2 separate regions of the Homo sapiens genome follow, and region 1 is linked to region 2. Evidence: read pairs that join two places in POLR2A ChIA-PET (ENCODE). Cell type or tissue: PC-9. All regions are shown on one strand.

Evidence for each region. Peaks named below come from ENCODE experiments on the same cell type or tissue, not always from the same donor. Only the 100,000 strongest peaks of a DNase experiment are listed, where the experiment ranks them.
Region 1: POLR2A ChIA-PET joins it to region 2 with 5 read pairs; 9 of 35 experiments call an interaction of 5 or more read pairs at or near these places.

What each region holds. Positions count from the first base shown.
Region 1 is chr3:156,547,327-156,551,326 of GRCh38, forward strand. SSR3 (signal sequence receptor subunit 3) reads right to left here. Exons shown (of 5, transcript NM_007107.5): 3 at 1,579-1,677. Among named protein-coding and RNA genes, the nearest start is that of SSR3, 5.8 kb to the right of the region's middle. In PC-9, no CTCF peak of the experiment used is centred here; no DNase peak of the experiment used is centred here.
Region 2 is chr3:156,624,096-156,628,095 of GRCh38, forward strand. No RefSeq gene overlaps it. Among named protein-coding and RNA genes, the nearest start is that of TIPARP, 48 kb to the right of the region's middle. In PC-9, no CTCF peak of the experiment used is centred here; a DNase peak (open chromatin) is centred at 2,216; H3K4me3 peaks cover 292 bases; H3K27ac peaks cover 2,457 bases.

The sequences.
Region 1 (4,000 bases), 77 kb before region 2:
AGTGCCAGACCAAATCTGCCCAAGACTGCAGTGGGCAGAGGAAACCCATTTACTATCCCTGACATAATTAATCACTGAAAACCTTTAAAAGCTGTAACAAACATTTTGAAATTTAGGTAACTATGCATACCCTAGTTTAAGAAACACCACTGTAATGAAAAATACAACAAAAAGTTTTTTCTAAAACAGTTACCTAGATTTTCTAACCTTGATCCCTATGCAAAAAACAAGCAATTGGAAAGCTATGCAGCCCGACCTCATTAAAGCTGCTCCATGCAGAAAGGCCTCCATTGTCATAATACTGTGCCTTCAGTTTTATAAAGGAGCCATAGAAGATAATCATTTTAATAATGTTTTGGTACCTTTCCAAAACCACTATAGAAGACATTGTTCATTAAGTTACTCAGTGTCCCTTAAATAAGGATCCACTTGATAAAGTATTTCCAAGATCCAGTGCCAGGAAAGTTTCTTTTCAGAAGGACTTGCATGCTGCTTCTCGTCAGACAATGAAAGCTATGTGACCTCAGATGCTTCCCCTGACACCTGGAAACCCACAACTAAGTTCAGTGCTCAGTTGCTGTAACTAACTCTAAGGTACTTGCTCATCCACCTTTTCCTCCTTTTAAATGGTTTCTGGTCCTTTAAAAGTGTGTTACTTGTTTTATATGCATTTTAAGAAAACCGTATTAAATACAGAAAATATATTATATGCACTTTAACAATGGAAGTTCACACAAAGTTCTGGAGCAAAGTGGGGTAAAAAATATGTTCCAACAAAGCATCTTCTTGATACTGAAACAAAAGATCCATGAAAACCAGCAGATCCACAACTATTAAACTATGTGGCAATTCTTCAGCACAAGTTTACTCAGGGACTTCTGCTACTCAGATGTTAAGATTGTCCAATAAGCCTTCTAAGAGCAGCCGGCAGAAAAAATTGGGACTAGGGGTTAACAAACGTGGCACAGAATTGGGCAACAGGAGAAAAACCCAGTTATTTTCTTTTTCCCAACCAATACAGATAACTAATTATGGGATATCCCTCGGGAAGCTCAGGAACAGAAATACCACCACATAGACATGCTAACACATAAACCCTTCAGACCCAGAGGGGTTAGGCGATATGTTCAAGGTTGTGCACCTATTAACAGACAAAGCCTGCTCTGTACAAAGCTCTGTTGCCTCCTCAATTCCAGCAGACAGTTACAAGTACAAGCTCTCAAGTTAAACTGCCTGTGTTCTTATCATGGATCTACCATGTACTAATTCAGGACCCTGGGCAAGTTACTCAAGCTTTCTGTACCTTTGTTGCCTCAGGTATAAAAAGGAGATAAAAATAGTACCTACTTCACAGGACTCTTTAGAGGAATAAATCAACTATTGTACAGCACAGATAAAAGTATCTGGTTGTAATAAAAACTCTAAAAGTCAGCTATTACTATTTCCATTACTACTACTACTACAATTCCAAAATTTACCTCAGACAATTCCAAAATCCAAATTCTTTAAGCAAAAATCAAAAAATTCTCTTCAAAGTACCCCCTTTTATGATGGCCATACTTTAAACAGGAGTCAAACCTTTCATCTTTCTCCTTCCGAGACATCTTTCTATTATCAGCTTCAGAAAGTTTTCGAGTCACTTCTTTGGAAACAGCATCCTCCCTCTTCTGTGCTACTCTGGAAGAAAAAGAAAAAAAGAAAAAGTTTCCATATGCTACAGAGGTGAACATCACACTCTCTCAGAAACACACCGTACTCATATTTCGTACTGGCAACAGAATGATATTTCACATTTCAAGAAAAGAAGCTGAGCAGAAAGTTCCAAGTTTATTACACTGCACTAGCCAAAAGAGAAGTTCGAGAAATGTCCAAGATGTGGTTTATTAGTGACGTGTTTTGATTTCCCCTTAAAAAGAAGAATTTTCCACAGTTTAGGAATTAATGTGGTTAATAAAGTCAAATGCTATTAACACAATTTAGTTAAGAATCATTTTAACTACATTTTGTTTTAACCTATCATCTAACTGTTCAACTAATAAATTTCATAAGGCATTAGTAAATGATGTATTATTTCAATTCCAAGTACATAACAGGAGCGAAAACTAGGCTTAAACGAAGTGGAAATAACAGCTGTAATATCTTAAAGTAATTATTTTAACTTTACTCCAAAGGACAATTTAAGCTGGGTGTGATGGACAGAAAGCCCCAGGTCATTCAAGGCAGGAGTTTTCAATCTTGATCTTCAACTACAAGGGTGTCTGGGATACAAGTTAAGCACAAATTGCAACTGATTTTACCTATTTTTTTACCTGTCTCCATCTTTAGCTCTCTCACTCAAGAACTGAGTTAGAATTGACATTGTTATTAATAAAAAGAAAACGTTTAGTCAGTTTCAAATAATGTATTTTTTAAAAGGTTTACAAAGTTACTTTTTAAACCTTGTTACCCCACACAAATTGGTAACTGGAAAGAGGAAAAAATAGTTCTAAAAAAAAACAAAACAAAACACACACAATTAAGAGGAAATCAATTCTGAAACCTAAAGTAAAAGGCTGCTAAGGGGGCAGAGAGCTGTCTTTTTAAGAGACACTTTAGGACACTAAAATGAACTTTTTACTCCGAAGATCCAACTTCATTTGATTCATTTCATTATATAAAAACTATCTTTTTTCATATGCTTCTTGCACTTCGGATACACTCAGCTCCAAAGGCAGAGATTCTTCTCTCTGAACCTCTTTAGCAGACCAGGCACTAAATATGTTTCTTCATGAGAACAGATTGTGAGAACAGGAAAAATAAGAAAAATTAAAAATAAATAAATGTGTTTCTTGAACTTAACATCAGACAACTTTTTTTTCCACAAAAGACCAACTGAAAAGAAATGGACACAGTTTACTGCAGAAACCTTTCTTAGCTTAATATAAAAAATATATACACACACCCCAACTATCAAGTTGTTAGCACACAGGAATAAACTACTGCATTTTCAAAAGAGTTGGTTGTCACTATGTGTCTTTAGGACGAACAGTCAACCGATTGTCCACATGATAAATCCTCATGAAGACATTACACCAGATAACTAAGCAATTTCTCTTCTAGGTCTAGAATTTTATCCTCACCTACCAGGGGCATAACAACCACACTGCAGGTTTACTGCAACTCAAGAGGAGGAAGCCCTCCCCTCTGTCTTAGAGCTCTCAGAAAATAAACCTCACTCAGTGCTGAACACTCTAAAACAAAATAGAGGTCACGCTAGTGACCTAGCACTTAGTCAACTAAGATAACCCATAAAATCAATTGTATTTTTCTTCCTTTACTCTTTCACATCAGTATGTCAGAACACTTCCAAAATTAAAAATAAAAAAAGACACTACCTGATTTCTTAAAATAAAAACATCTTTGCAAACATGGTTTAAATTATGCCACGTTAAAAAACAAAAACAACTTCTAAGGGCTCTCTTAGCCCCAACCTCTTCAACCCTGCACATAAACATTTATTATGTGCCAGACTCTATGCTTAACATGTATGATCATAATGAATCCTCACCACCCTCTGAAATTCCACTAGCATCCCCAGTTTATAGCTGAGGAATCTGAAGTCTACATAGGTAAAATTATGCCCACGGCCACACATTTAAGAGTGGCAGAGCTGGCACTGGAACCCAGACTGTCAACGCTGAAGCCATCTTCCTTCTACTGCCAACAGCTACCCACACTCAGCATCTTGCTGGATCTTTGAACCTTAACCATCTTGCAAATCTGTAGGCATTTCAAAGTCAGTAGCATATTTAATATAAAGCCAAAACTATGACTTAAAAAAAAAACCTCCATTCTGAGTCTATTAAGTCAGTAAGTCATTGAAATTTTACTGAACTAAATGTACCATTAACTGTTTTAAGGAGTATAAAATATGGCGGGTGTCTTCAAGAAGCCTAAAGTAGAAAGGAAAAGGTAAAAAGAACATGACTTTGATTCTAAAGAGATGAATGAAAAATGTTAT
Region 2 (4,000 bases):
TGCCCTTGACCAGGTGGCAAGTAGACTACAAGGGTATATGCATACACTACAGCTGTGGACACGGCTGCAAGCCTGTTGTTCACCTACCCTTGCAGGATGGCCAACCAACAGAACACCATCTGGCCTCTGCAACACTTAGGTGCCCTGTATCGTCACCCTCTGGCCATTGAGATTGATAGGGGAGCACATTTCACTGGAAAACAGGTATAAGAATGGGCACAAGAAATGGACATAAAGTGGGGATTCCATGTGTCATACAACCTGCAAGCTGCAGATATGATTGAGCGATGTAACAGGCTCTTGAAGAATGGGTTACGCTTGCCTGTCACACCCTCGTCTTTGCGGGGCTGGAGTTCCAGGCTGGACCTGATGCACCAAACCTTGAATGAATAGCCACAGAAAGGTGGCCTGGCCCCAGTGGAGGCTTTGTTACACCAGGCCACCACCCTCATTCAGTTACAGATACATACCAAGGATGACCTCCCCTGACCAGGTATGGGGATGAACGGTAACCTGCCGTGATGAATGTTGCTTGCCCCAACACCCCTGAAGGCGAGGGAACAGAAAACCTGGCTGTGGCCATGGACCCTCCAAGCCCCCACTGTGGTGGTTGCCATTGTAGCTCCCTTGGGGGAGGGCCTACAGTATGACTTGCTTGTCATTCCTTGGGTGTTCAATGCATAGTCCCCACGGTTGACTGTTCATAGGGGAATGGCCAGGGAAGGAACCCTCCTCAGGGGACATATGTACTGTCTGTGTGGCATGTTATGAGCTCCCCCGTGACTTTTGCATGGAGACGGGACTCAAAGGAACCATGGGGAGCTGAGAAAGTATGGTACCATCTCCCAGGGCAAAAGCTCATGGTGACCACGTTGTTATCCAGGGATGAAAGTTTAGCTTGTATTTTGCCTGAGGGACGTGATTTACCTCTGTTAGTACCTGTGCCTGCTCTATCATTTTGGCTGTAGGTTAACATGCTCCAACTGCATTGTGGACTGGGCCCACACCTACGCTGAAGTGACCAATGTTTCCAACTCTTTGATCTGTACCACCCTTCCAGCAGCAGCTGCGGACTGCTTGCCTTGGCACATACACCCCGTGTCTTCAGTGAACTGGACATGGTTGGAGACTTGGGGCCCCATGGCTGATGCCTCGAATGCAATGCAGCAAGCTTTGGACAAAGGCTGCCACAAGGCCCATGGTGCACCCACCCCCTGGCTGGCCCATAGTGTTTATAATGGGTGGGGCTGCCTAATGGGGGAACATGTAGTACCCCCAGCCCAGGTGCCATGATGCATAGAGCAACATTGGGGTAACACCACTGTGGGATGCCTACCCATCACAGTCTGTGTAAACATAACACATGTCACCATATCGAAGGTATGGTGGAACAAGTGGCCCCACCAAGGTTGGTCCCCGATAGATGTTGTGCCCCCGGGGAGTTTATGGATCTGTGGGGACACAGGGTGGCCTTACCTACCAGCACACTGGACTGGACATTGTACCTGGGGGTGGCCTTATGTACCTGCCACCCCCATGCCACCTGCCATGTGTTTTCCCCACATTGCCCAGATACCCGCATAAATGGGAGGCACTACACTCTCAGTTTTTGTGAGTGCAACAAGCCCCCTGATGGTTGGCAATGACTATCCCTGGAGCAGGTGTCATAACTGTAGAAGCACAAGTTACTGCTCTTGCAGAGCACAGCACTCGGGCTCTGAATTACATCTGAGTGGCCCTCCTGTTAACAGATGAGGTTGATCAGATCAGAAAGGTTTTGTGGCAAAATCGAATGGCCTTAGACATAGTAATAGCTTCCCAAGGAGGCACCTGTGCCTTTTAAGGAACACAATGTTGTACCTTTATCCCTGACAATCAGCAGAACATAACAGTAGCTCTGCAACAGGTCTCATGGGAGAGTAAGGTGGTCCAGAGCCTTACTGATGACCCCCTGCAGAAATAGTGGGCATCCCTAGGCTCTGGCCTACTCTGGGCCCTAATAGTCATAAGTAGCATAGCTGGGATCCTAGTAGTGAGCTGTTGCTCTCTGTATTGTTGTTATTGTTATTGTTATGGATGCAGGGCTCTGCCCTACAGGCACATGTCCCTGCCCAGAGGGCACTCTCAGCCTAGGGGGTAGAGTGTAAGGGAAATGGCTAAGCTTTAGTCAGGAGTAGGCTGAAGTGCCCTTCCAGCGCAGCATGACTCATCTGGTTTGGAGTGCAGGTGCACAACCCCACACATTATGTAACCACACCATGTGAGGTGCATTAGGTATCACCCACGTGATCTTGTGCTTAGCTCGAAGCTACTGTTGTCTGTAAAATGTATAATTACCCTGCTAACGCTGTACATATAGCTTGCTCATGCCCAGAGAGAGAGAGTAAAGCCACGTCAAAACTGTCTACGATTCCTTGAGTGTTTTTGCAGCTACCCACCACTTGCCCACTGACTCCCCTTGGACCTCAGTTAGAACCTGACATTTTATAAATGAGGAAAACAGTTTAGAAGTTTAGTTACTTATGGCTGGTAAGTGGCAATGCCAGGATTTAAACTTAGTTCTGTTTGTCTCCTGAACCAAAGTCTTTAACCACTACACTGTACTGCTGAATATTTTATTTAGTAGATTCACTTTTGCAAATGATTCTAATCACTCATTACTTTTTGAATTCTAAGTTTTACCCTCATCATGTGTGCTCTCTACCTCCTAAGGATATCTAGTACAGTTGTTTTCAAACTTGGTTAGGTATCAGAATCACCTACTTGAATATGCTTCATTCACTTTGTAGATATTTCTGATATATACCAAATTTTGAGAACCATTGAGTCTGTTAGAATAAGGTTCAGCTATAATGAACAGAAATAGTGCTATAAACTAGTTTCTTTTTCTCCCCCATTAAGAAGCCCAGAATAGTCATTCTAGAGCTGGTATCGAGCTTGGTGTGGGGAACAAGACTCCTTTTACTTTCTTTGTTTTGTGTGGCTTCCATTCTTCTAAAGTCATCTCAGTGACCAATTGCCTGTTGGAGCTTCATCTACATCTGCATTCTAGCTAGCAAGAAGGTGGAAGGGTGGAAGAATACATACCTTCTCTTTAATGATTGTCAGGAATATGCACCACTTCCACTTAATCCCATGGGTCAGAATTGAAACATACAGCCATGCCCTCCTGCAAGGAAGGCTGGGAAAAGTGGTCTTTATTCTGTGTGGCTACGTAGGCAGCTAAAAATTAGACATTCTCTTATGATGGAGGAATTAGGAGGAATAAACCTTCAAGAATAATTAATCTCTGTCACACTCAGCAGGGAGGAAAATTTACCTAATCCTTATATCTACATTTGACCATGAGACCTAAGAGAAATTCTTTCTATAAGAGGTTTTTAGATCTCATAATGAAGGTGGCTAAGGCAGTGGCTCTCAAACTCTGCTGCACATTAGAATCAACTGGGATCTTACAAACTAATGATGCCTGACTTCCACACCCAATCATTCTGACTTAGTTGGTATGAAATAGAACCTAGACATTAGGGTATTTAAAAGCCCCCCATAATGATTCTGATTTGCAGGAAAAGTTTGGACTAAAGGGGGGGAAACACTCCTAAATCTTTTCCTTAACTCTATCACAGGATCTTCAACCTAAGATACAAGTAGTGTGGATAAGATCCACTGAGTGTTGTTTTGCTCCATTGATGGGCTCCTATTTTTTCCTGTGCCATTGACATCTCAGCAGTTGAACTAGTGAATGTTACTGGTAATAAAGTTACATGTGACCAGGGAAGATTCATTATCGGTATCGCAAAAGACAAAGACAACTCAGACGATATGTCCTACTCACAAAAGCCAGTGACATTTTCATGTACAAAGAACACATTTTAGTTGTAGCTATATTTATACACATGTTATTTGTATGTGGCATGAAAATAGCTATTTTGGTTTTCTGTGTGTGCACGCATGTAGCAGGACCCAGACACAGTAGTGAATCATCCTTAAGTACAGCATT